3 separate regions of the Homo sapiens genome follow, and regions 1 and 2 are each linked to region 3. A link is a contact called in ENCODE Hi-C or POLR2A ChIA-PET data. All regions are on one chromosome and are shown on one strand. Each heading gives the region's core, a stretch centred on a gene start or an enhancer-like site at or near the end of the contact. The rest is flanking DNA. Distances are from core to core; before and after follow the strand shown.

Region 1 (2,787 bases), core at 256-2,755, 400 kb after region 3:
AAATTAGCTGGGCATGGTGGCGCATGCCTGTAATCCCAGCGACTGGGGAGGCTGAGGCAGGAGAATCGCTTGAACCCAGGAGGCAGAGGTTGCAGTGAGCCAAGATCCCGCCATTGCACTCCAGCCTGGGCAACAAGAGTGAAACTTCATCTCAAAAAAAAAAAAAAAAAAATTAGCCAGGTATGGTGGCACATGCCTGTAATTCCAGCTACTCTGGAGGCTGAGGCAGGAGGATCACTTGAGCCCAGGAGATGGAAGCTGCAGTAAGTTGTGATCACGCTACTGCACTCCAGCCTGGGGGACAGAGTGAGACTCTGTCTCAAAAAAAAAAACAAAAAAACAAAAGTTGTAGAATTCTTTTCTCATTCCTTTAGAATGGTTAAAACAATTTTTTTTTTCTTTTTTGAGATGGAGTCTCGCTCTGTTGCCCAGGCTGGAGTGCAGTGGCACGACCTCAGCTCACTGCAACCTCTGCCTCCCGGGTTCAAGCGATTCTCCTGCCTCAGCTTCTCGAGTGGCTGGGATTACAGGCGCATGCCACTATACTCGGGTAATTTTTATGTGTTTTCAATAGAGATGGGGTTTCACCAGGTTGCCCAGGCTGGTCTCGAACTCCTGCCCTCAAGTGATCTGCCTGCCTCTGCCTCCCAAAGTGCTGGGATTATAGGCGTGAGCCACCGCGCGAGGCCAATGGTCAAAACAATTTAAAAACCACTTTTTATTATGGGAAATTCTACGCACCCATCGAAAGCAGAGAGAAGAATGGTGTCTGCCCTCGCAACCACATACCCATCACTCAGCTCATAGGCAATCTGGTTCCCTCTCCTCACCCACGGCCCTCTCCTGTATTATTTGAAAGCAAATCCCAGCCATCAGATCATTTTATAGCTATTTCTGCCTGTATCTTTAAAAGATAAGGACTCATTTAAAAATAACACACTCACAATGCTATCATTTCACCTAAACAGTGAACATAAAAATCAACAATTCCTTAATATCTTCAAATGCTCAGTGTTCGAGTTTTCTGTTGTTCAGCAAAGCCATGATTTCTTGAATAATATCATAATTCCTTTTGGGCAGCCATCACTCAAATCTAATTTTAGAACACTTTTATCACCCTGGGAAAATTCCCTTCTGCCAGGATCGAAAAGTGGTTCAATATTTTGAAATTTCTGCCTCAGCAGTGAAGTGCTTTCTTCTGACGGAAACTTACCTGGAACCCCAGTGTGTTCAACATGTAAACAACACCTCAACCCACACCTGTCCAACCCCCCAACCGCCCCCCCGGTACAGGATCCCCATCCAGGGCTGTAGGCAGACCCGGGGGGTGGGAGAGTTGGTGGACAGTGGCTGTGTATACCTCTAGTGGTCTATCTACATCCATTGACCCTGAGACCCTAGGAACCCGCACAAAACCTTTTTGCACACAGAGTTGAATCGGGAGGGCAGGGTTTTCCCCGTGAATCATAGTGACTCTTGGTCATGGCCCAGCCCACTTCCTTCCCTGCCACCAACTTACTCATTTGTAAAGCAAGGAGCCACAGCCCTGAGAATCTAGGGTGTACCAGGGCTCGTGGGAAGAGGAGGTGGCAGAGGGAAGCAGTGTGCCCTGGTGGGCAGAACTTGGGTGGAGAGAGCCTGGGAGCCGGGGATGGGCGTGGGGGGCGTCTTAGTTCCCGTCAAGGACACTGGTCTCAAGCTAATTAGGCCAAACATAAACACGGTGCCTGAAATTCCACCATCAGCGAGACCTCCTTTGGGTTAAGCATCACTCTCTCCCCTGTGCCCTTTGTAGAGGGCAGACACCTCTGCCTGGACACACAGACCCCACTTGAATGGGCATGGATTGCATCTTGGTTCACCTTCCTTTCAGGCTGGGATGAGCAGAAGACAAATTTTCGGTGTTAGAAACTTTGGTTTTGTTCTCAGCTTGTCCACTGATACCCTGGGTGACCTCACCTTTTTTTTTTTTTTTTTGAGACAGAGTCTCGCTCTGTCGCCCAGGCTGGAGTGTGGTGGCACAATCACAGCTCACCGCAGCCTTGACCTCTTGGGGTTAAGCAGTCCTTCCACCCCAGTCTCCCAGGTAGCTGGGACCACAGGCACACACCACCACGCCTGGCTAATTTTTAAATATTTTTGGCCCAGTGCGGTAATTCACGCCAGTAATCCCAGCACTTTGAGAGGCCGAGGTGGGTGGATCACTTGAGGTCAGGAGTTCAAGACCAGCGTGGCCAACGTGGTAAAACCCCCGTCTCTACTAAAAATACAAAAATAAGCCAGAAATCGCTTGAACCCAGGAGGCAAAGGTTGCAGTGAGCCGAGATCGTGCCACCGCACTCCAGCCTGGGTGACAGGGAGAGGCTCCATCTCAAAATAAATAAATAAATAAATAAATGAAAGTAAATAAATAAATTTTTTTGTGTGTGCAGACTGGGTCTCGCTGTTACCCAGGCTCATCTTGGACTTCTGAGCTCAAGCGGTCCTTCTGCCTTTGCCTCCTAAAGTCCTGGGATTAAAAGCATAAGCCACTTTGCCTGGTCAGCTTCACTTACTTAACCTCAGTTTCCTCATCTGTAAAATGGGGATAATCACAGTACTAGGTTGGTGCAAAAGTAATTGTGGCTTTTGCCATTACTTTTTTTTTTTTTTTTGAGACGGAGTCTTGCTCTGTCCCACAGGCTGGAGGGCAGTGGCACAATATCGGCTCACTGCAACCTCTGCCTCCCTGGTTCAAGCGATTCTTCTGCCTCAGGCTCCTGAGTAGCTAGGATTACAGGCGCCTGC
Region 2 (2,910 bases), core at 192-2,691, 320 kb after region 3:
CCCAGCTAGTCTGGAGGCTGAGGCAGAGAATGGCGTGAACTCGGGAGGCGGAGCTTGCATTGAGCTGAGATCGCGCCACTGCACTCCAGCCTGGGCGACGGTGCGAGACTCCATCTCAAAAAAAAAAAAAAAAAAAAAAAAAAGCTACAAGAGAATAATTGTGATGTTCTAAACACAAAGAAAAGATAAACGAGGTGATGGATATCCCAGTTACCCTGATTTCATCATTGCACATTGTATACATGTATCAAAACATCACATGTACCCCCACAATATGTACAACTATGTTATGTCCAAAAATACAAAAAAGGGAGAGTATGTTATGGGTTGTCTAGAGCTGGAAGGGTGTTGAGGGGAAATAGGGAGTGACTACTAATGGGTATGAGGTTTCTTTTTGGGGTGAACAACTGTTTTAAAATAGAATCTGGTGAGGCAGGCATGGTGGCTCACGCCTGTAATCCCAGCACTTTGGGATGCTGAGGCAGGTGGATTGCTTGAGCTCAGGAGTTCGAGACTAGCCTGGGCAACACAGTGAAACCCTGTCTCTACTAAAGTATAAAAAATTAGCCGGGCATGGCGGCATGCACCTGTAATCCTAGCTACTCGGGAGGCTGAGACAGGAGAATGGCATGAACCTGGGAGGCAGAGGTTGCAGTGAGCTGAGACTGAACCATTGCACTCCAGCCTGGGCGACAGAGCTAGACTCCATCTCAAAAAAAAAAAAAAAAAAAAAAGTCTGGTGATAATTGCACTATTTTGTGAATATACTAAAGTCACTGAATTGTACACTTTTTAAAATTTTATTTTTATTTTTATAGAGACGAGGTCTCTCTGTGTTGCCCAGGCTGGTCTTGAACTCCTGAGTTCAAGTAATTCTCCCACCTCGGCCTCCCAAAGTGGTGGGATTACAGGCATGAGCCACTGCGCCCGGCCAGAATTGTACACTTTAAAGAGGTAAATTGTATGGTATACACATTATATCTCAATAAAACAGTTAGGCTGGATGAAAAAGCCAAATACCGCTCATTCTTACTTGTAAGTGGGAGCTAAACGTTGAGTACTCAGGGACATAAAGATGGCAACAATAGAAACTGGGGACTGCTAAAGTGGGGAGGGAAGAAGGGAGGGGGCAAGGGTTGAAAAACTGTTGGGTACTATGCTCAGTACCTGGGTGACGGGATCAGTCGTACCCCAAACCTCAGCATCATGCAATATACCCAGGTAACAAGCCTGCACATGTACTCCCTGAATCTAAAATGAAAGTTGAAAAAAATAAAACGAAATAAAGCTATTGAATAAAAAGTGGAGACCTGAGGATAGCCACAAGAGGGCGCTCTGAGCACAGAGTTACCACCTCCCTTGGGAACGGAGTTTCTCGGCCACGCCTCAAACTATGGCCATACCTTCGAGGCCCTGGCCACGCCTCTGGGACTGTGGTCCCACCCCCAAGGGCCTAGCCCCACCCCTACACCTTAACCACACCCTCAGGTCCTGGTCACACCCTCAAAGCAGTGTCTGAAGCAGCCCATTCACGCCCCCAGCTCCCCAGACTCTGACCACAAATGCATGCACAGACTTAGAGATACTCGGAAACACAGAACCTTAAACCATAGACTTTTCTTTTCTTTTTTTTTTTTTTTGAGACTGAGTCTCGCTCTGTCGCCCAGGCTGGAGTGCAGTAGCGCGAACTCTAGTCACTGCAACCTCCGCCTCCCGGGTTCAAGCGATTCTCGTGCCTCACGCTCCCGAGTAGCTGGTATTACAGGCGCATCTCACCACACCTGGCTAATTTTTTGTATTTTTAGTAGAGACGGAGTTTCACCATGTTGGCCAGGCTGGTCTCGAACTCCTGACTTCAAGTGATCTGCCCGCCTCGGCCTCCCAAAGTGCTGGGATTACAGGCGAGAGCCACCGCGCCTGGCCAAAATCACAGACTCTTAAACCATGACTTTTACTTTGAAATCATTTGTTTTTCTTTTGAAATTATTTTAAAGTTACAGAGAAGTTGCAAGAATAGTTTCAGACATTACGTCCCTTTGCCTCTAAATGCTTCAGTTGCATTTCCAAGTGTAAGGACGTTCTCTTACACCACCACAGTACAGAGGAGCAGTGTACATTTCTCAGTGACAGTAGTATCCAACAGTGCAGCCTGTATGCAAATTGCCAGCTGTCCCCAAACTATCTGTCATAGCAAAAAGTTTTCATCTCTTCGGTTTCCTTCAGTCTGGTACGGTTCCTTGGCCTTTCTTTGTTTTTCATGGAATTGACATTTTTGAAGATTATAGGCTAGTTCTTTTGGAGAAGGTCTCCTTGATTTGGGTTTGTGTGATGTTTCCTTGTGATTAGATTCTGGTGGCAGGAGTGTTACAGAAGTGATGCTGTGTCCTTCTCTGTACATGATATCAGGAGGCACACGATGCTGGTTGTCCCAAGAATGCTGACAGATTTGGTCGGTTGGTTATGGTGAATCATGGAATCCCAGACCTATCGATTCACCAAGTCAGTCTCTTCCATCCCTGGGCCACAGTTTCCCTTTCTATAAAGTAAAAGTCTGGCTTATGTGAAGGTCTGAAAACACACTTAAAGAACAGATGTGTTCGGCTGCGCGGTGGCTCATGCCTATAATCCCAGCACTTTGGGAGGCCGAGGCGGGCGGATCATGAAGTCAGGAGATCGAGACCATCCTGGCTAACACGGTGAAACCCCATCTCTACTAAAAATATAAAAAATTATCCGGGCGTGGTGGCGGGCGCCTGTAGTCCCAGCTACTTGGGAGGCTGAGGCAGGGGAATGGCATGAACCCAGGAGGCGGAGCTTGCAGTGAGCTGAGATCACGCCACTGCACTCCAGCCTGGGCGACAGAGCGAGACTCCGTCTCAAAAAACAAACAAACAATGAAAAAAAGAAAAG
Region 3 (2,742 bases), core at 129-2,628:
CGGGGTTTCCCCATGTTGGCCAGGCTGGTTTTAAACTCCTGACCTCAGGTGATCCACCCACCTTGGCCTCCCAAAGTGCTGGGATTACACGCCTGAGCCAATGCACCCGGCCATCCCCCAATTCTTTCTCAGGAAGGAACAAGAGGACCCTTCCGTAGCCATGTCCCAAACATCCTCTGCTCCTGAATGACTGACAGCCTTCCTTCTGCTTCTCTTTTTTTTGGAGGAGGAGGCGGCGGTAGGCGTTGGCTTTTCTTCTTAATACCACATTGCAGCAGGCGGCGGTGGCTCACACCTGTAATCCCAACACTCTGGGAGGCCAAGGAGGGAGGACAGCTTGAACCCAGAAGTCCGAGACCAGCCTGGGCAATGTAGTGAGACCTTGTCTCAATAAAAAAGAAAACATAAAAACCACACTGCCTCTTTCTCCCTCACCCAACCACAAATTGACCACCACCTCTGCTCCTCTTCTGGGACCTTATCTTGACTCCTTTTTACCAAGTCCTCTATAGCCACAGTCCAAGTTTATAGTCTCCCTCTTTCCAGCCAAGAAAGTGGCCAACACGACCACTCCTTGCCCCAAGGCTTGCAGACCAGCAACTTAACCTCTTTTTACCCCCATAGACCCATCAAACTCTTTCAACTGCCCTTTCAGGCCCAGTGTTGACCCGCTCCTCCTCTCAACTGCTCCTTCTCTCCTTCTCTGGTGGAACTACGAACGCAAAGGCTGCCACACTCTACATCTGACAAAACACCAAACTTTCTTTAATTGCTCATCGTTTTAAACCCTAAAACGATCACCATCTTTGTCTCGGGTGGGTGGGGTGCGGCAGAAACCAGATACTTTTCACCTTCCCAACTCCATAGCCACCCCCTTTCTAACAGACTACGGTTCTAAACTGACGACTGTCCCCTTATTCACCATTAGGTGCAATCTATTGAACGCCACCTCGAGCCGGGCCCTGCACCGATCCCTCCCGACTCCCGGGTCCCTCTCGAGCCCGCCCCCGCTTCACCCGCGGTAGCTACCATGTCTCCAGGGGTCTTTGGGCTCCACTGCTCCAGACACGATATCCTCGTCGGACGGGAATGTGACGCGCTTGGCTGCAGCCTTGAGGCGCCCATCGGCGGGGGGCGACGCGGGGCTGGGAGACCCGGCCTCAGCTGGGGCCTCTTCAATGTCGCCGTCCGCGCCCGGCACGGGCGGCGCCTCCTGCGGCGCGATCTCCATAGCCGCCGCCGCCTCCTCACGGGGGCCCCGGGGACATGCCCCGGGCCCCGGATTTGTCTCTCCGGGTCCGCCCGCCGTCCCGGGGCATGGGCTCCGCCGCCGCTTCAGGCGCCGCCTCCGTCCGCTCTCCTAGTGGTCGTAGTCGTCGCCGCCGGGAGCCCAAGCGCGCCTCCGCCGAGCCCCGCGCGCGCCTGCCCGTTCGCAGTCACACTTTCGCTCGAGGCTGGCGAGCCCGCCGCTTACTATAAGAAGCAGAAAATCGATTTCAGCGACTTGCACGTAGAGTTGTCCCGCGGGTGACATGAAGAGAGAAACAAAGGGCAGGAAGGGCCACGGAAAAAAGAAACGTGAGCAGCGAATCTGCAGAGCCGGAACTGCAGACTATGAGGGGCGGGGCGAAGTAGACGCCGTCTCCAAGAGCAGCGCGCAAGCGCGAAGCTGAGCCCACGCCTTCCTGCCGGAGTCCAAATAACGAATATTCAGCTCCCGCACATTCGTCAAGAGCCCAGGGAATGGAGTGCATAGAACTGAAAACACCTGGCGGGGCGCGGCGGCACACGCCTATAATCCCAGCACTTTGGAAGGCTGAGGCGGGAAGATCGCTTGAGTCCAGGAGTTCGAGACCAGCCTGGGCAACATAGCAAGGCCCCGTCTTTACAAAAAATTTAAAAATTAGCAGGGTCTGGTTACAGGAGCCTGTAGTTCCAGCTACTTGGGAGGTGGGAAGATCGCTTGAGCCCGGTAGGTTGAGGCTGCACTGAGCTATGATCGCGCCCCTGCACTCCGACCTGGTAGACAGAGCCAGACCCTGTCTCAACGAAAGGAAAGAAATGGGCCGGGCGCGGTGGCTCACGCCTGTAATCCCAGCACTTTGGAAGGCCGACACGGGCGGATCACGAGGTTAGGAGATCGAGACCATCCTGGCTAACACGGTGAAACCCCGTCTCTACTAAAAATACAAAAAATTAGCCGGGCGTGGTGGCGGGCGCCTGTAGTCCCAGCTACTCGGGAGCCTGAGGCACGAGAATGGTGTGAACCCGGGAGGCGGAGCTTTTAGTGAGCCGAGATCGTGCCACTGCACTCCAGCCTGGGCGACAGAGCAAGACTCCGTTCCCCCCCCCCCAAAAAAAACAAAGGAAATAAATGAAAACATTGAGGCTAGACTAACTGATGAAGAGTGGTAACGGCATGAAGAAGTCGAAAAGAAAGGCGGATAGGAGCTGCATTCAATATATGAGTGCAGTTGATGGATGCTGACAGGGATACTCTGGAGACGAAGTCTCGGCCCCTTCGCTAGTCTCTAGTCCTCCATTTGCTCGCTGCAGTTACATCAACAGCTCTCTGTATCGGGGTAGAGTTGCATAAAATACAACTTAAATTACAATGCTAAAATAAATATGAGCCCATGAGCGGTATCATAGGCCTGATTTTAAAAAACAAAACCTAGGAGAAGGTAGAAATTCCAAAGGCGAGAGACGAATCTGCCAACCTAAATCCTGGGTGACAAGGCT

What was found. Hi-C counts contacts between places; a loop is a spot of excess contacts on that map. ChIA-PET counts read pairs that join two places held with the same protein, here RNA polymerase II (POLR2A). Pooled maps may share reads with other maps.
Region 1: a loop to region 3 is called in a pooled map, with 5 times the contacts of the local background. The contact joins the enhancer-like site here to the promoter of PPP1R37 in region 3. A Hi-C loop is called at or near these places in 2 of 50 pooled maps. POLR2A ChIA-PET finds 5 or more read pairs at or near these places in 2 of 52 experiments (HEK293 and naive thymus-derived CD8-positive, alpha-beta T cell).
Region 2: a loop to region 3 is called in a pooled map, with 5 times the contacts of the local background. The contact joins the enhancer-like site here to the promoter of PPP1R37 in region 3. A Hi-C loop is called at or near these places in 5 of 50 pooled maps. POLR2A ChIA-PET finds 5 or more read pairs at or near these places in 2 of 52 experiments (AG04449 and WTC11).

Annotation. Positions count from the first base shown.
Region 1 is chr19:44,690,974-44,693,760 of GRCh38, reverse strand. No RefSeq gene overlaps it. Among named protein-coding and RNA genes, the nearest start is that of CEACAM16, 6.8 kb to the left of the region's middle. RefSeq lists an enhancer at 1,258-1,327. Within about 2 kb of position 1,505, at least 23 of the 41 ENCODE cell types and tissues checked have a DNase peak (open chromatin) inside an H3K27ac peak, as active enhancers do.
Region 2 is chr19:44,769,267-44,772,176 of GRCh38, reverse strand. No RefSeq gene overlaps it. Among named protein-coding and RNA genes, the nearest start is that of CBLC, 7.2 kb to the left of the region's middle. Within about 2 kb of position 1,441, at least 4 of the 41 ENCODE cell types and tissues checked have a DNase peak (open chromatin) inside an H3K27ac peak, as active enhancers do.
Region 3 is chr19:45,091,815-45,094,556 of GRCh38, reverse strand. PPP1R37 (protein phosphatase 1 regulatory subunit 37) reads right to left here and starts at 1,378. Exons shown (of 13, transcript NM_019121.2): 1 at 1,030-1,378. The coding sequence starts at 1,231. RefSeq lists a silencer at 1,096-1,305 and an enhancer at 1,726-1,775.